2 separate regions of the Homo sapiens genome follow, and region 2 is linked to region 1. Evidence: read pairs that join two places in POLR2A ChIA-PET (ENCODE). Cell type or tissue: Panc1. All regions are shown on one strand. Each heading gives the region's core, and the rest is flanking DNA. Links, peaks and the distances in the headings are about the cores only. Region 1 holds the start of LOC105371092 (a long non-coding RNA gene). Region 2 overlaps SHISA9 (shisa family member 9).

Region 1 (8,340 bases), core at 87-8,086:
AAGTCCACTCAGCAGAAGTGGCGAGATGATTTAAGACTTGAAGGACGAGTTTGCAGGAAGACAATGTTGGACTGAAGATGTGGAAAATGAGGAAATAGGCCTCAGGAAGGGCATGGCTGAGCAGCAGGAATAGCCTGTGCAAAGGCGTAGAGATGTGGTGTGCCCAGGGAAGTAGAAGTGTCTAAACATGGCATAGGGAGCATGTGGGCAAATAACAACTTATGAAACAGCAAATGTGGGCAGAATTTAGACAGAAACATGGGCATACAGAACTCAGATTTTATCTTGAGGGCCATGGGGAACCACTGAATGACTTTAAATAAAGGGTGATATGTTTGGATTTGTGTGGTTGGAGGATTACATGGGGAATCATGTGCATGTGGTTGGAAGATTACATGGGGAACAGTGTGTGTGTGGAGGGTTTGATGGAGGACAGGTTATTCCCTCAGTGCCTCTTGACACCTTCCATGTGGCCTAGTAGAAATAGAACTTTTTCCTTGGTTCTTAGACATTTTAATGAATAATAATGGCAGCTAATTCTTAGGAACATATTAAGGGCTAAATAGATTTTATGCTATTTTATATTTTTACCTTATTTAATCCTAAAATATATTCTGTGGAATAAATACTACTATCATTTTTATTTTACAGATTAGGAAACAGTTGTAGAGGGTACATGGCACATCTTGAGTTACACAGCCATTAACCAGTGAAACGGGGATTACAGCCTGGGGATCTGAATTCCAAAGGCCAGAGTATTAAGCAGTATGCTATTATCACTCATCTTTCTATGTGCACATGTGTTATTTCCATATCCAGAGGGCACAGCATGCATAAATGCATTTATTGGGCATCTACTATGCACTCGGTATGTGATGGACAGTTCCACACAATATTATTTGTGTTATTCCCTCACAATAGCCTGGTACAGGGTTATCTCCTTTTAATAGATGACAAAACTGAAGCCAGGAGGTGTGCATTGCTGTTTTTTTTTTATTCTTGCCTAGTGTTTCCATTGATTTCTCCCTGAGAGTTTTGTAAGCCTCCTTCTACATCTTTAACTACTTTTATTTCCTGTGGGATTGTCTCTGCTGTCCCTGACAAAGGCTCTAGACAATGGGCATGTCAGGACTGGCTGGATTCCACCAATTCCCAGACACAAGTATTTTTTCTCCTCCATAGTTTGGTTCACTTAATGGCCATTGCTTCCTCATTTTCTTGCCAAGTGACCCCTCCAACCAATGGCCTCCTCTCTAGGCTGGTTGGTGATCAACACACCCTAGAGAATAACCAGCACATTCAGTCTCTGGGCAGATGTGCCTCTGAGTGTGTTTCCCACTGGGGTAGAGTGGAAGGTTGTATTCCTAGAGACAAACTCATGTCCCAAAGACCTTGAGTTTGCTTTTTCTCAAGGTGCCATGAGTTATTTATTTATTATAGGCCAAAAAAAAAAATGTGAGCATGGTACTGGTACAAAAATAGATACACAGATCAATAGAACAAATAGAGAACCCAGAAATAAAGCCACATACCTACAGTCAACTTATCTTCAACAAAGTAAAAAAAAAAAAAACAATGGGGAAAGGACAGCCTTTTAAATAAATGGTACTGGGAGAATTGGCTAGCCATATGCAGAAAAATAAAACTGACATCTAAACTCTCACCATATGCAAAAATTAACTCAAGATGAATTAAGGGCTTAAATCTAAGACCTGGACCTATAAAAATCCTAGAAGAAAACCTAGGGAAAACTCTTCTGGACATTAGCCTAAGTGAATAATTTATGATGAAGACCCAAAAAGCCAATGCAACAAAACAAAAAATAGAGAAATGAGACTTACTTTAATTAAAAAGTTTTTGCAGAGCAAAATAAATAATCAACAGAGTACACAGACAACCTACAGAATGGGAGAAAATATTTGTAAATTGTGCCTCCGACAAAAGAGTAATATCAAGAATCTAGAAGTAACTAAAACAACTCAACAAGAAACAAACAACCCCGTTAAAAACTGGGCAAAGGGCGTGACAGACATTTCTCAAAAGAAGAAATACAAGTAGCCAATAAGCACTAATCATTAGAGAAATGTGAATTAAAGCCACACTGAGCTACGCCTTACACCTGTCAGAATGGCTATTACTAAAAATCAGAAAACAACAGATGTTGGCATGGATGTGGAGAAAAGGGAATGTTTATACACTGTTGGTGAGAATGTAAATTAGTTTAACCCTTATGAGAAACAGTATAGAGATATCTCAAAGAATTAAAAATAGAACTACCATTTGACCCAGCAATAACACCATTTTTATTTGCCTGAAAGGAAAGAAATAATTATATAAAAAATACATCTGCATTCATGTTTATTTCAGCACTACTCATAATAGCAATCATGGAACCAACCTAAGTGTCCCTTAATGGTTGATTGGATAAAGAAAATGTGGTATGTATACACTGTGGACTGCTATGCAGCCATAAAAAGAATGAAATCATGTCCTTTGCAGCAACATGTATGCAGCTGGAGGCCATTTGTCCCAAGTGAATTAACTCAGAAACGGAAAATCAAATATCATGTTCTCACTTGTAAGTGGGAGGTAAACAATGGGTAGACATGGTCATAAAGATGGCAATAATAGACACTGGGGACTCCAAAAGAGGGGAGAATGGGAGGGAGCTGAGCTTTGAAAAATTACCTATTGGGTAAAGTGTGCAGTATTTGGGTGATGGGTACACTAGAAGCCCAATCTCCACCATTACACAAAATACCTATATACCCCCCAAATCTAAAGTTAAAAAAATGTGTATTTGTGCATTATTTTTCAGTTTTAGATATATATGAAACCTAGATAAAGTTATAGATATATGTTTATTAACAATAATGTATATATATTCATCACCAAATATTTAATGTTTAGATAAACTGAAAGAATAAATGAAAAATAACCTTTACTCTTATCACCTACAGATAAACACAGGTATCATTTTGGAGAGTATTCATCTACTCTCTTCTCCCTCCTTCCCTCCTTCCCTCTCCCTTACAAAATGAAATCATATTGTATTAATAAATGCTGCTTTGTCATTGGTGACTCCCTTTCACAGCTCAGCAGAGGCACCTTGACATTCTTCTCTAGCAATGTCTTTCAAACTTCTTTTAGCCTCTTTTGAACCCTTTCTACAAGCATAGGGCTTGGAAACATAATTTATAACTGATTTTCTTAGTCTGCTTGGGCTGTGTCTTCATCAGTTCAGGCTGCCATAATAAAATACCATAGAGTGGGTGGCTTATAAACAACAGACATTTGTTTCTCACGATTCCGGAGGCTGGAAGTCTGAGATCAGGGTGCCAGCGTGGTTGGGTTCTGGTGAGTGTCCTCTTCTGGGCTGCAGACTGCTAACTTCTCTGTGTCCTCACATGGCAGGGAGCAGAGAGGGAAGTAACCTTTACCAGAACTCTTATAAGGACACTAATCCCATTCACAAATGCTTCACACCTTTATGACATCATCTAATCCTAATTACCTCCCAAAGGCACCATGTTCTAATAGGATCACATTGAGGGGTAGGATTTCAACATATGAATTTGGGGGGAGGTACATAAACATTCAGTCTATGACAGGCTTCTATAACAAAATACTATAAACTAAGAGGGTTAAACAACAAGCGTATTTTTTTGTTTTCTTCTCACAGTTCTTGAGGCTGGAAGTCCAAGATCAAGGTGCTGGGTTTGAATTTCCTAGTGAGGGCTCTCTTCCTGGCTTGCAGATGGCCACCTTCTCGCTGTGTCCTTACATGATCCAGAGACAGAGAGAGCTCTGGTCTTTTTCTATTCTTGTAAAGACACTGATACCAGCAAGGGGGCTCGACTTTCAAGACCTTATTTAAGCCTAATGACCTCCCCAAGATTCCACCTCCAAATACCATCGCAATGGGGATGAGGGCTTCAATATATGAATTTGGTGGTGCACATTCAGTTCATAACACAGATAAAAGCAGTTTAATTGGTTGAAGCAGAGGTAGAGGAAACAAAATGCTGTCTAGTTGCTACACTCTTTTGCCCAAATGGGCCCCGACATCACTTCTGTGAATCTCCTGTAGGCTTCCAAGGAGCATTGTTTGCAAAACCGTTATCATCTGACAATATCTTAAAGGTAGTGCGGTATTCCATTGCATGGATGTACACCATGGATTTATCTAGTTTCTATTGTTGGACATCTAGGTTGCTTTCCATTTTTCATCATTATAAACAAAATTCTAATGGACATCCTTGTACTTCCAACCTTGTGTGCACCTGTGATTGTTTCTCTCAGATAAAGTCTTAGAAGTAAAAATCTCTTTTGATTCCTGGCTTGTGGAAATTTCCCCCTGAAGCCCAAATCTCTGCTTTGGCATGCCAGGAGGAAATTTGCCCAGAGTGTGGGCCTCAGTTCAGAGTGGGTATGTGCTGGACACAATATGTCTTCATAATAGATGGCCTGGTGTTGGACTGCTGAGTCATGCTCTGTTGTCAGGACAGCAACAGACTTTCCCCTGGGTCTGGGCTGGCAAGACTGGTGCTTATGATGCTGTCTTATATTTGCAATAGGCTTTTACAGTTTTCAAAGCCCTTTTCATCTGTTGTTCCACAGTCACTACATGAGGTCAGCTGGGAAGATATGAATGTATCTTTAAAAGCATACTGAAGTTCAAAGAGGTTAGAAGACTTTCCTGAAATTATGTATCTAGTAAATGGCAGTACTCTGTACTAGTCAGCTATTATGGCAATAATGCTGCATAACAAATACTCCCCCCACCCCCAGGTCTCAGCACGTTACATCAACAAACAGTATTTTTCTTTCTCCCATGAGAGTTGGGTCTGAGGGTTGGCCATGATTTAGCTGATCCCAGCTGGGCCAGTGTGGCTGGTATAGGGGGCAATGGGTATGATGACACAAGACAATGTCAGAAAGGAAGCCTTGGGCAAAACCTTAAAGGCCATGGTACAGAGCTGGAATCTTATATTGCAATGGGAAACCATTGGAGGATTTTCCATAGAGGAGTGACATGACCTGATTTGTGTTTTAAGAGCCTGTTTGGATTTGTTTGTTCAATGCTGTATTTTCTGTGCCTGGTTAATCATAGATGCTCCATAAATATTTTACTGGATTAATAATGAACCTGATTCCAAAAAAAGGAATGGAATGCAAGACTAGAGGCATTGGATATATGTCCAGCCTCTGCAGGGTGCTGGTTAAGCTGGTTAGCTTCAGTAGGAAAGATCCATTAGCTAATTTATTTATTCATTTCACTCACTGAGAAAACATTTGCTAGGTGCTTCCTCTGGGGTATCCACATCAGCAGAGGAAAAGCTAGGGAAGGCTATGACTTTGCAAACTCTGTAGAAACCTCTGATGGAATCACCCCTCTACTGTCCACTGTAGTCCTCTTTCGAGGAAAAGAAAAAACTCAGGGCAGCTGGAGAAAAAACAGAGCTCAGACTCGAGAAAAAACAGAGCTCAGACTTGAGACACGGGCTTCCCTCTATAGGGGTCAAAAACCAGGGCGGAGAGAGATAACCATTGTTAGAACTTGAACCTCCTTAACTCATCATTTCATTCAGCTCCATTGTGTAGAAGGGGAAACTGAGGCCCCTAGGGTGGGGGTTGAACTGCCATGCTCGAGATGACCCAGCAAATGAGTGGCAGAGCCAAGTAGAGCCCAGACCTTCAACCTTCTATTCCTGGGGCTCTTTGCACAGCTCTGCCCTGCTGCCCTCGCCTTTCAGCCAACAGTTTCCGCACTCTACATATGAGTTTGGGGGAGGAACATAATACTGTTTATTTTGAATTGAAATGCTTTTTAAAAAATTAATAACCAGCCACACAAAGATAGTTTACATTTAAAATTAGATGTTAAAGTGCAAAGGTTTCCTTCAGGAATAGGAATTATGTCTTCTAATTATATAGTATTTGGAACTACGCATTTCCTTTGAAGAAATGCCTTATAAATAGGTCAAAACAGCCTTCACGTTTCTTATGTGTTTACTTGCGTGGTGTGCTCATTTGGCGTTTGGCCCTGATATCATGCAGCCTTGAACCCTGGTTACATTTTCTTGTGTAAAGGAATTATCTCCACTTAGACTGCAAACAAGATTTTCCTACTTGTCATTCTTTTTCCCTCCGTCACAATGTCTAGCGTAGTGCCAGGTACAGGCAATTTGCAAATATCCATTTAAAAAATTATTTTATTATTTTTTTTAAGTTCCAGGGTACATGTGCAGGATGTGCAGGTTTGTTATGTGGGTAAATGTGTGCCATTGTCAAAGATTTAGAACTGGAAATACCATTTGACCCAGCAATCCCGTTAGTGGATATTTACTCAAAGGAATAGAAATCACCCTATTCTAAAGATACGTGCACACATATGTTCATTGCAGCAATATTCACAATAGCAAAGACATGGAATCAACCCAAATGCCCATCAATGATAGACTAGATAAAGAAAATGTGGTACATATACACCATGGAATACTATGCAGCCATAAAAGGGAATGAGATCATGTCCTTTGCAGGGACATGGACGGAGCTGGAAGTCATTATCCTCAGCAAACTAACTCAGGAACAGAAAACCGCACATCATGTGTTCTCACTTTTAAGTGGGAGCTAATATCCATTCTAATTTCCTTTTCATCTCCTCCCCTCACCTGTCCTCCCTTTTCTTCCAGTTCCGTCCTCTTCCCTCCTCTCCAACCCTCTCTCTCCCTCTCATCCTTCTTCCCTATCTCAGCCCTGTTTTCCTTTCCTTCCAGGAACATTTTGGTAATGTGCCAAGCGCTTTATAGGCTTTGGGGACTCAGTGATGAATTAAAGTGAACACGTTTCCTGCTCTCACAAGGCTTTGAGTCTATTTTGGGAGTGGTGGGGGGCAGACACTAAACAGCTAGCAGTGCAATCATTTGTGTAATTATATCTGTAACATGTGGGGGGGATGATGAAAGGAGAGTGTGGAATGAGGGAATTTGGTCAGGGGTCAGGGGTCAGGGGACGTTTTCCTGGGGAATCCAGGCTTTAGCTGAGACCCGGAGGATGAGTGGGAATGACCAGCTGAAGGAAGGGAGACAGTGGAATAGCAACCCAGGCAGAGGGAACTGCATGGTGCAGGGACAACCTTGAGTGGGGAGTGGCCTAGGGCTTTGGAGGGATGGACAGGAGGCCAGAATGGTGGGAGCAGAGGTAGCGGAGTGGAACATGGAGAGGTGAACATAAACATCACACAAGGTCTCAGATGCCACGAGGAAGAGTCTGGTGTTTTTCTTGACGGCAATGGAGATCCATGGAAGGAATTTGAGCCAGAGAATAACACAGTCAGAATTCCATTTCTGGAAGGCCACTTGAGGCCAGAAGTGGAGGCGGTTCCATCAACACGGAGTGGATTAAATAAACCATATTACCTCCTCACAATGGCACGCTCTGCAGATGTAACAGAAAAAGGATGTGTCTGTATCCTGATGTGGAAAGGTCCCCAGAGCACCCCGGCCAAAACTGAGGAAGAGAACAGAGTTTTTCAGCTGAAGAAAGAAGGGGGAAGAAGGAGAAAGAAGGAGAACAGTGACCGCATCATATATTACAAAATGTTAGTGAACACAGAGCCCATTCCCCTGCCAAAAGCAACCCATAAATCAGCCCCAGAAGGCACAGGAGTTCAGTGCACTAGAAATTTCCCTCCAATCAGCTCTCTCCTGTGAACAGCGAGTTCCTTGCGACAAGTCAGGTTTCAGCTGAGCCCTGCAGATTGGGTGGCTGTCAGGTGTGATCACACACACCTGCTACAGCTGGCCTTTCTCTGCCAGGGAGTCACACCTTCCAGTCTTCCAGCATGACTGAGACTGAGAACCAAGTGGCCAGAACCTCGGGCCTGGTAAGAATAATTAAAATGGGATCAGTGTCTGTCCCTGTGGCGACGTCAACATCAGAGCTCCCAGCATGGAGGTCTCTGGCATGGCTGGACTTACTTGCTGAGGACTGGTGCTTGGCCCGTCTTGCCTGCACTGGCCTGGCTTACTCCAGTCGATGCGAAGGCACTGCTGTCCACTGCCTGGCCATCATGTGCTGGTGCTGTCTGTTGTCATTTCATACACATGATCTCAAATTCTCAAGACAACAGCCCTAGGAGGCAGGAAGGGGAAACTGAGACTCAGAGTGGTTCAAGGACTTGCACACAGACAGTGAGAGAGCCAGAGTCAGGGTTGACCCCAGGCCTTCAGGCTGCTGTCATTCTGGGTTTTCTGAGCTTCCTCACCATTATTTCCCAGTTCCCCAGTTGCATGAATGATAGTTGCCAGGTTCACTTGTGTTATGGACTGAATGTTT
Region 2 (8,340 bases), core at 131-8,130, 140 kb after region 1:
TATTTGCCACATATGAAGGAAAAGGACTACAGTCCAGACCATCTTCATTTAACTGAATTCTAGCTGTGGGTTTCCAAGTATGGGAGGATAGCACATTCATTCAACAAACACTGCACAACGAGTTCCATAAAGGCAGGGGCTGTTGACAATCTTTTCTCACCAGTGTACTCTCAGCATTTCACATACTATCAGGCACCTTGTGAATACTCGATAAATAGTGAATGGGTTTATACAGCAAGGCAATCAACTCTAGCGCAATGGCTCTCAAACTTGAGCGAGCATGCATCAGGATCACTTGGAGAGCTTTTTAAAGCACAGATTGTTGGCCAGTTTGCCTAGAATTTCCAAGTCCTTATGTCTGGGGCAGGGCCCGAGAATTTCCAGTTGTAGTAAGTTCCCAGGTGATGCTGTTGCTGCTGGTCCAAGGGCCATATTTTGAGAACCACTACTTTGGTGGTCAAGAGTGAAAGCCCTGGAGTCAAGAATACTTGAGTTTGAATCCCTGCTTCACTGGGTATTAGCTGGTTAACGATGAACAAGTCACTTAACTCCTTTAAGCCTCTATTTCTATGTCTATGAAGCGCAGATAATCATATGTATGTCATAGGATGATTAAGAGGATTAAATGAGATTGACTTAAAATTTTCAGTGTAGGCCTTGTTTATAGTAGACACTCAATACACAGAAGGTAGCTGGATTATGTACTGAGCATGTACTTTGGCAAGGCCCTCATCTACCCTTAGGTAGCTCATTTACCCAAGCCTTGCGACACAGAATGCAGAGACAAACGCCATATCATCTCTGCCCTCAAGAAGCTTATAGATTAGTGGGGAAGCCAAGTGGTTAAAGCAATAATCATTTACCATGTGTTAAATGTAGGCTCTTGTGGGGCACAGAGGGAGGCATTCAACCTAGCTGGGGCTGGGGGCTCAGGGAAGGATCCTGATGCAAGACTCATGCTGAAGCTGAATCTTAAGTGTAGAGAAGATGGGGAAGGTTGATATAGGCAGAGAAAATGTTTGAGTAGAATTGGAAGGGCCCATTTGGTGGCCTTGTAGTTATCCAAAAGCCTTTCACGGTGCCCAAATCTTACTATGAGTAACTTCTTGGAGTCAAGGCAGAGTCTATCTTGGAAGTTTAATTCATTGAACCTTTATTAGATGTAGACTTTCTTACTCGCTCAGTTCCACCTTCTTGGACTTTTGATGTTTCGTGAACATCTAAAGCTTGTTCTCACCCCAGCCTTTTGGATGTGCTATTTTTTCAACTGGGAGCTCTCTCTTCCCTGAGACTTACTCATGGATGGCTCCTCTTCTTGTCACCTGCTCAGACAGGCCATTCTCTGACGCCTATTTTAGAGTGACCCCTCTGTTCCCTACACTATATTCCTACTGGGCTCCATTTCTCTTCAGGGCACATCTCACTCTCTCAAGTCACATATTTATTTACTCATTTATTTTCTCTCTCCCCAACTAGAAGTGCAGCTCCATGAAGACAGGGACTGTGTCTGGCTTAAGGGCTTAGGTATATAATCAACACTTGATAAGTGTTTGTTGAATGACTGTTGAGTAATACTAAATGGGTGAATGAGTGAATCCCTATACAGAACCCCACAATGGTCCTTGGAGACTACCTAGTTTCTCTCCTTCATGTTACATTGGGAGGAATTGAGGCCCAGGGAAGGGAAGGGAATTTCCCAAAGCCACACAGGGAGTTGATGTTAGATCTGGCCTTAAACCCAGGACCCTTGACCCTTGGAATAGTGCTCTCAGGTCATCTACCCAAGTGGACAGCAGGCACTTTATGGGATGAGCCATCACGCGGTGGAATGCCCGACATCATAGTGGCATTGTCTGATCAGTATTTTTTTTTTTTTGAGTGGGGTTTTGCTTTGCCCCTCAGGCTGGAGTACAATGATGCTATCACTCAAGTGATAGCTCAAGTGATCCCCCTGCCTCAGTCTCCCAAGTAGCTAGGACTACAGGTTTGTGCCATCATGCCCAGCTATTTCAAAATAAATTATTTTTAGAGATGGGGTCTTACTATGTTATCCAGGCTGGGCTTGAACTCCTGGCTTCAAGTGATTCTCCTGCCTTGGCCTCCCAAAGTGCTGGAATGACAGGTGGGAGTCACCATGCCTGGCCTGATCATGCAGTCTTTAGTAGCTTTGACTTTGGCGGAAGTGTCATTCCTATATAGAGTGCAGCTTAATAGCACTGGGTGATGGGGAGTGGACAGGAATGAGTTTTAGAAGTAAGTACAGTAAAATGTCATGATAGACAGCATCCTACTTCACCAGGTTGTCCTGGCCAATGGTGAAAATCCTGTGATTCTGAGTTAGAGCAAACAAGCTAGTAGTCATAGTAGTACTAATTCTAGCCCTAGTACTAATGAGAATACAGTCAACATTAACTGAGCACTTACTATGTGTGAACCACTGTGTCGGGTGCTTTATGTATGCACAATCTTTCAACAGCCTGTTAATTTGGCACCACTGTTACCACCCCATTTCGCAGAAGAAACGGAGGGTCAGAGAGATGAAGTCACCTGTCCCAGGTTTTGGACCAGGGTTAGTTGACTCCAGAGTACCTGCTCTTAATGTTGATAAGGCATGTAAATCCTGGGATCAGATCCTGGCTATGACACTTAGGGCCTCAGGCAAGCAACAACTTCTTTGAACTTTGGTTTCCTCATCCATAGAAATGGAGCAAAAATACACTCCCTGCTGGATTGCCACGAATCCCATTCAGGGATTCACTGTGGCCTTTATTGCATCCATAAATGCCAGCTCTTACAGTTAATGGCTCCTCTTCTTTTCTTTAATTCTATTTCAGTATTAGGTGTTCTGTGTTACCATATACCCATTAAGATCCCAGCAACCCAGGGAGTCACCACTTTTCTCAGTCTTGCTGGCCCTGTGTTTTCCCTCTTGCCTTTGGAATTTCTGAATCTTGTTCTCTGCAAGTGAGAAAGGGGGGAGGTTCTCTTTGTAAAACCCATGAGCCACTTTCAGGCTACAATAAGACAGGAAGGAGGCCTGGAGAAAGTGACTTCTGGAATCAACCCAAAGGACTTGAGTGGTTTCTGGAGGCTGCAGGAGGCAGGATGTCCAAAGATTCCTCCTTAAGGAGCAACTGCAGGCTCCCATCCACTCTGTGCATGTGGCTGTTGCTGCCTCCAGGAACGGAACTCAGAGTTGAGTCAGATGAAATTGCAAAAAGGCTGGGTGGTTCTGGACTCAGAGAGGCTCCCAGCTCTGTTGAATCTGGCTCAATCTCTTCCTAGATCTGCGGTCTTGGGCAACCCCCTTTGTCTCTCTGAGATTTGGTTTCTTCATCTGCAAAATGGGCTGGTTGTGAAGAGTAAATAAAGGGATGAGTCATTAGTTAAAAGAAAAGGATTGTATACAGGTGGGGCTGACATTAAAAGCTGCTGAATTTATTCAACAAATATTTATTGAATACTAAATGCCTGTGGGGCACTGTTCTAGATCTGGCATTGGCAAGCTATGGCCTTCAGGCCAAATCCAGCTGCTGCCTGTTTTTGCAAATAACGTTTTGCTGCAACACATCCATGTCAATTCACTGACCGATCATCTATGGCTGATGCTGCTACAACAGAAGTGAGTAGTTGTGACAATGACAGGCTCACAAGCTTACAATATGTAGTCTCTGGCACTTTACAGAAAAAGTTGCTGATCCCTAATTGAAGTGATGGGAAAAAATGAACAACACACACACACATCTCTGATGGGACTTTCCTGGAGCAGGAAGACAGATAATAAGCAAAGTAAAATATAACTAAACTAGATAATATATAAGAAGGTAGCAAGCACAAGGGAGAATAATAAAACAAGGGTGGGGGACAAAGAATGCTGGGGAGAGGGTAGAATTGTAGTTCTGAGCAGGCTGAGAGTAGAATTGTGGTTCTGGGCCAACATCACTAAGAAGATGCCATTTCAGCCTTGACTTGATGGGGTGGAGGGAGTGGGCAGTGAGGATATCGGGAAGTGTTCCAAGCAGAGGGACCAGCAACTGCAAAGGCCCTGAGGCAGGAGTGTGCTCTGTGCCTCCTAAAATCAGTGAAGAGTGTAGCATGGCTGGACCCCGATGGGCAGCGGGGACGGGGTTGGTGGGGGCAGAAGCAGGAGATAAGAATCTTCCTTTTAGGCTCAGCCAGTTGTCTCAGACCTCATGGCAATTCTGTACACTGCCTTTTTCTCTGAGTGGGTTAGAAACCACTTCCAGTGTTGACCCAAGAAGTAATGTGATCAGAGTTATACTTTACAAATCCCAGGGGCCTCCAGGGGAGCTGGAGAAAAATCCAGGAGATTAGAGAGCCTAGGAGGCTCCCTGTTGACCTCTGAGCCTTTTGTCCCTGAATATTTCCTTTTACACCTTAGGCAGGCATCAAGAATCCAGACACCGACAGGAGCCAGGCTGGATGGGACTCAGCAGGAGGTCTGGGGACTGTAGCAAAGTGAGGGACACACGGCCCTTTCAGGAGACCACTCTTTACCTCCAGCCAGTGGCTGTTATGTAGGAATGTCAGCTCAGTGTCACCATAGCTGATTCCTCAAGAGAACTCAGAGATGCAGATTTTAACATATAATTGTGCTGCATTGATCTATGGATTAGTAATTCAACTTGTCTTTTTAAACACCACTCAGAACAAAACATATTTGCAGTACCTTTTTGGCAAGCATACACCCAGTTTACTGAATACAAGGATTTGGGCTTTGTTTTATTTTATTTTATTTATTTTTTTGAGTAGGTCAATTGGGACCTGGCATTAGAAAATTGTTGTTTGTAATCATGTGCCCAGGTGAATGAGTGAATCCCAGATATGCACCAGAACACACACAGGAGGACTCTGTGGTGCCCTGCATAGCCCTCGGGCTGGTGTAGCAGGTTGCACAGGACTTGGGTCTGAATGTCCCTTTTTGCTCCTATTACCTTGTGGGTATAGCTTGTACAGGAATGACAGCTCATTCATATTCTGGGGCTGGCAATGTGCTCAGGACTGTCCAAGAGATTGAGAAGTTGACTCCTTGTTCGGGGCCTCCAGAAGTGTGCACTCCAGGAGAAAGGATAGCATAAGCTGTCCTTAAAAACAGAGAAATACTACTCTCTGCTTCTACGAGTTTGGCTATTTATTTATTTATTGAGATGAGGTTTCGCTCTTGTTGCCCAGGCTGGAGTGCAGTGATGTGATCTTGGTTCACTGCAACCTCTGCCTCTCCGGTTCAAGGGATTCTCCTGCCTCAGCCTCCCAAGTAGCTGGGATTACAGGCATGAGCCACCACGCCTGGCTAATTTTGTATTTTTAGTAGAGACGGGGTTTTGCCATGTTGGTCAAACTCCTGACCTCAGGTGATCTGCCCACCTCGGTCTCCCGAAGTGCTGGGATTACAGGCTTGAGCCACTGTGCTCACCCCGAGTTTGGCTATTTTAGATTCCATATCTAGGTGGAATTCATGCAACGTTTGTCTTTCCATGCCTGGCTTATTTCTCTTAGTATCACGCCTTTCAGGTGTGTCTATGTTTCCGGGGCTGTGGGGAGAGGGAAGTGGGGAGATATTGACCAGGTTTCACTTGTGCAAGATGAATGAGCTCTGGAGATCTAATGTACAGCCATGTGACCATTGCTAACAATACTGTACTGTATACTTGAGATTTGTCAAGATGGTAGGTGTTAAGTGTTCTCACACGAAGAAACAAAAGGAAATGGTAACTATGTAAGATGACAGATGTGTTAATTAGCTTTATTGTATCGATTATGTCACAATGAATATATATATCAAAACATCAAGTGGTATACCCTAAATATATACAATTTTAATTTTTCAATCATAACTCATTAAGTCTGGAATACAGAAATATATACTGGAAACAAACATACATATGAAAACCCAACAGAGAAATACTGGTTAGTGCCAGGTAACCAAACTGAAGGCGTCAGGCCAATCTGGCCAACAATCATGTTGTGTTTGGGTTGATGGTCTTATTTAAAAAAATGTTTTAAGCTAGTTGCTGGCTTTTGAAAATCAAAATATTTCACACTGTTCCTTTGCATATATACCCAGAAGTGGGATTGCTGTATCATATAGTAGTTTTATTTCTAATTTTTTGAGGGACCTCCATACTGTTTTCCATAGTAGCTGTACTAATTTCTATTCCTACCAACAGTGGATAAGGGTTCCCTTTTCTCCACATCCTCGCCAATACTTGCTATCGTTTGTCTTTTTGATAATACCCATTCCAACAGGTGTGAAGGGATAGGCACAATTATTATTCATCAATTAAAACTAAATAAATAAATAAAATGGAGGAAAAAGGACTTCACACTAAATTCCAGATGTGAGCTTCTCTTGATGCAAAGCATCAGGAGACTCTGGCCATGCCAGGCCTGAATTCCTGCATGGATGATTGGGTAATGCTGAGAATGGCTGCCTCTTGCAGGTGCAGGTGTGTGCTCCCTACTCACCCAGCAGTTTACTTTACTTATTTACATTCCCCGACTGTCCCCTCCCTCCCTGAGGCTTTTGAGTTTGCATCCCTTGAAGTTGGGGCTACTAATCTGAGGAAGGCTCACCTGGGGTTGTGTCCTGTCTACGAGAACCGACATGCTCAACCCTAGGACTAGAATGCCATGTGTTCTCTCTGATCAATGATCAGTTATGATTGTGCTACCTGTTGCATTTCTAAACACCTAGCACTGTGCACCAGCTCAACATCCAGGTCACAGGATAGAGCAGCCTTCAGATGAAATTACAAACAGATATAGGGCTGCTATTCTGGTAGAATTCTGAACTGTCCCATGGGTTCCAGAGGTTGACTTTCTTCTCTTCCAGGTCCTTCTGTCCTCACCGCGTGGCCCAGGAGGTCTCTTTCTCTAAGGGTGAACTCCGTGGCCACTGATGCTATTCTGGAACACTGAGAGGCAAGGGAGAGAACAGACTTTCCCTTTGTCCCATCTGATGTCCTAATGTAGCCTTCTTGGGCAACTTTATCACACAGCAAAGTCAGGGTTGCAGCTGGGACTCTGGGAACATTTCATCCATGATGTCATAATTGATTTTCCTCCTTTTGTCCTCCCTCTAGACTCCCCTCTCCTTCCCCACACCATCCCTGTTTCTCTGCCGCTATAATGCTTCACTGCTTCCCCTAGACGGTTGGGGAGAATTCACTCTCCATGACTTGTTTTGTCCCTGTTAATCCCCAATCAATATGTGGCACCCAATGTAGTCGCTGTTCCGGGAAAAATAACTATTATTCTGCCTAGGCCAAGAGTCATCTTAATTTAAAAGGATAAATTGCTCACTCAACTTCCAGACTTTTCATTCAGAAGGGAGACAAGTTCATGGGTTGGCAGAGGGAGGCGGCACTTCCTCATAGGCTATGCATATAGAAATACTCTTCTTATCCTTTCAAAAACTTTTGTTTATATTTTTTACTGAAGGTTGTGCCAATCTCTTTGAACACATTTTCTCTAGTCCTCTCAACAGCCTGAGAGTAGTTGATTCATTTATAACTTGAGGAAACTGAGGCAAAGAGATAACAAGACTTATCCAAAGTCATTTAACTTGTCAGTAGCAGAGCTGGGATTGAATTTAGTGTGTCAGACTCCAAAGCTCATGCTGTATATTGAAGAAAACACTCTTCCGGAACTTCACACCCCAGAGTTTCATTCTTGTCTATCTCCTGGGGCGAGCTGAAAGCCCCCTTCTCAAAGATCTTCTCCTGGCATGAGTTTCATGATTTATCTTTCTCCAGCAAGCCTGATTTATAGAGTTTTAGTTATACATAGAGGGAAATGATTATGTTTCTGAGATGAATTATTGCACATTTGAGGTCACAGAGTGTCCTTAATGTCCCATGAGCAGGTGAGTGGAAAGACCAGGGGCTAATGAATGGGAAGAAAGCCAGGGACACAGGTGTTTGCAGAGCCACAAGAATCTCAGGTGAGACTCAGCTCAGCTCTTGAACACAGTAACCCAACCTGCCTAGGCCTCTCAGTCTGTGAGTAAGATGAAGTCACAGTAACAGGAATTGTGCACATTTTCTGGCTCTTATCTTCATTCACATATACAGGACTTCTGCCCATGCAAAGCTTTCCTCTCTTCTGTCTGATAATTCTTGTGGTGGGGTTATTTCACCCTTGCTTTCAGCTGACTGCATTCATCTCATAGTGTCCACCATGTTTTTTCTTCCATGTTGGCCTCATTGTCAACGTTTGTATCTTGAGATGCTCTTGAGGGTGCCATGGGCCACCATGTCATAGGCTTTGTGTCCAGATGCTTACGAAGGTGCTAACTCTAAAGATTTCCAGAGCATTGGA

What was found. ChIA-PET counts read pairs that join two places held together with the same protein. Peaks named below come from ENCODE experiments on the same cell type or tissue, not always from the same donor. Only the 100,000 strongest peaks of a DNase experiment are listed, where the experiment ranks them.
Region 2: POLR2A ChIA-PET joins it to region 1 with 19 read pairs; 2 of 35 experiments call an interaction of 5 or more read pairs at or near these places.

Annotation. Positions count from the first base shown.
Region 1 is chr16:12,954,075-12,962,414 of GRCh38, forward strand. The region is part of intron 2 of SHISA9 (shisa family member 9); the gene reads left to right. It overlaps LOC105371092 (a long non-coding RNA gene), which reads right to left and starts at 3,434. Exons shown (of 3, transcript XR_001752088.3): 1 at 3,306-3,434. In Panc1, for the core only: no CTCF peak of the experiment used is centred there; no DNase peak of the experiment used is centred there.
Region 2 is chr16:13,095,560-13,103,899 of GRCh38, forward strand. The region is part of intron 2 of SHISA9 (shisa family member 9); the gene reads left to right. Among named protein-coding and RNA genes, the nearest start is that of SHISA9, 200 kb to the left of the region's middle. RefSeq lists an enhancer at 6,176-6,706. In Panc1, for the core only: no CTCF peak of the experiment used is centred there; no DNase peak of the experiment used is centred there.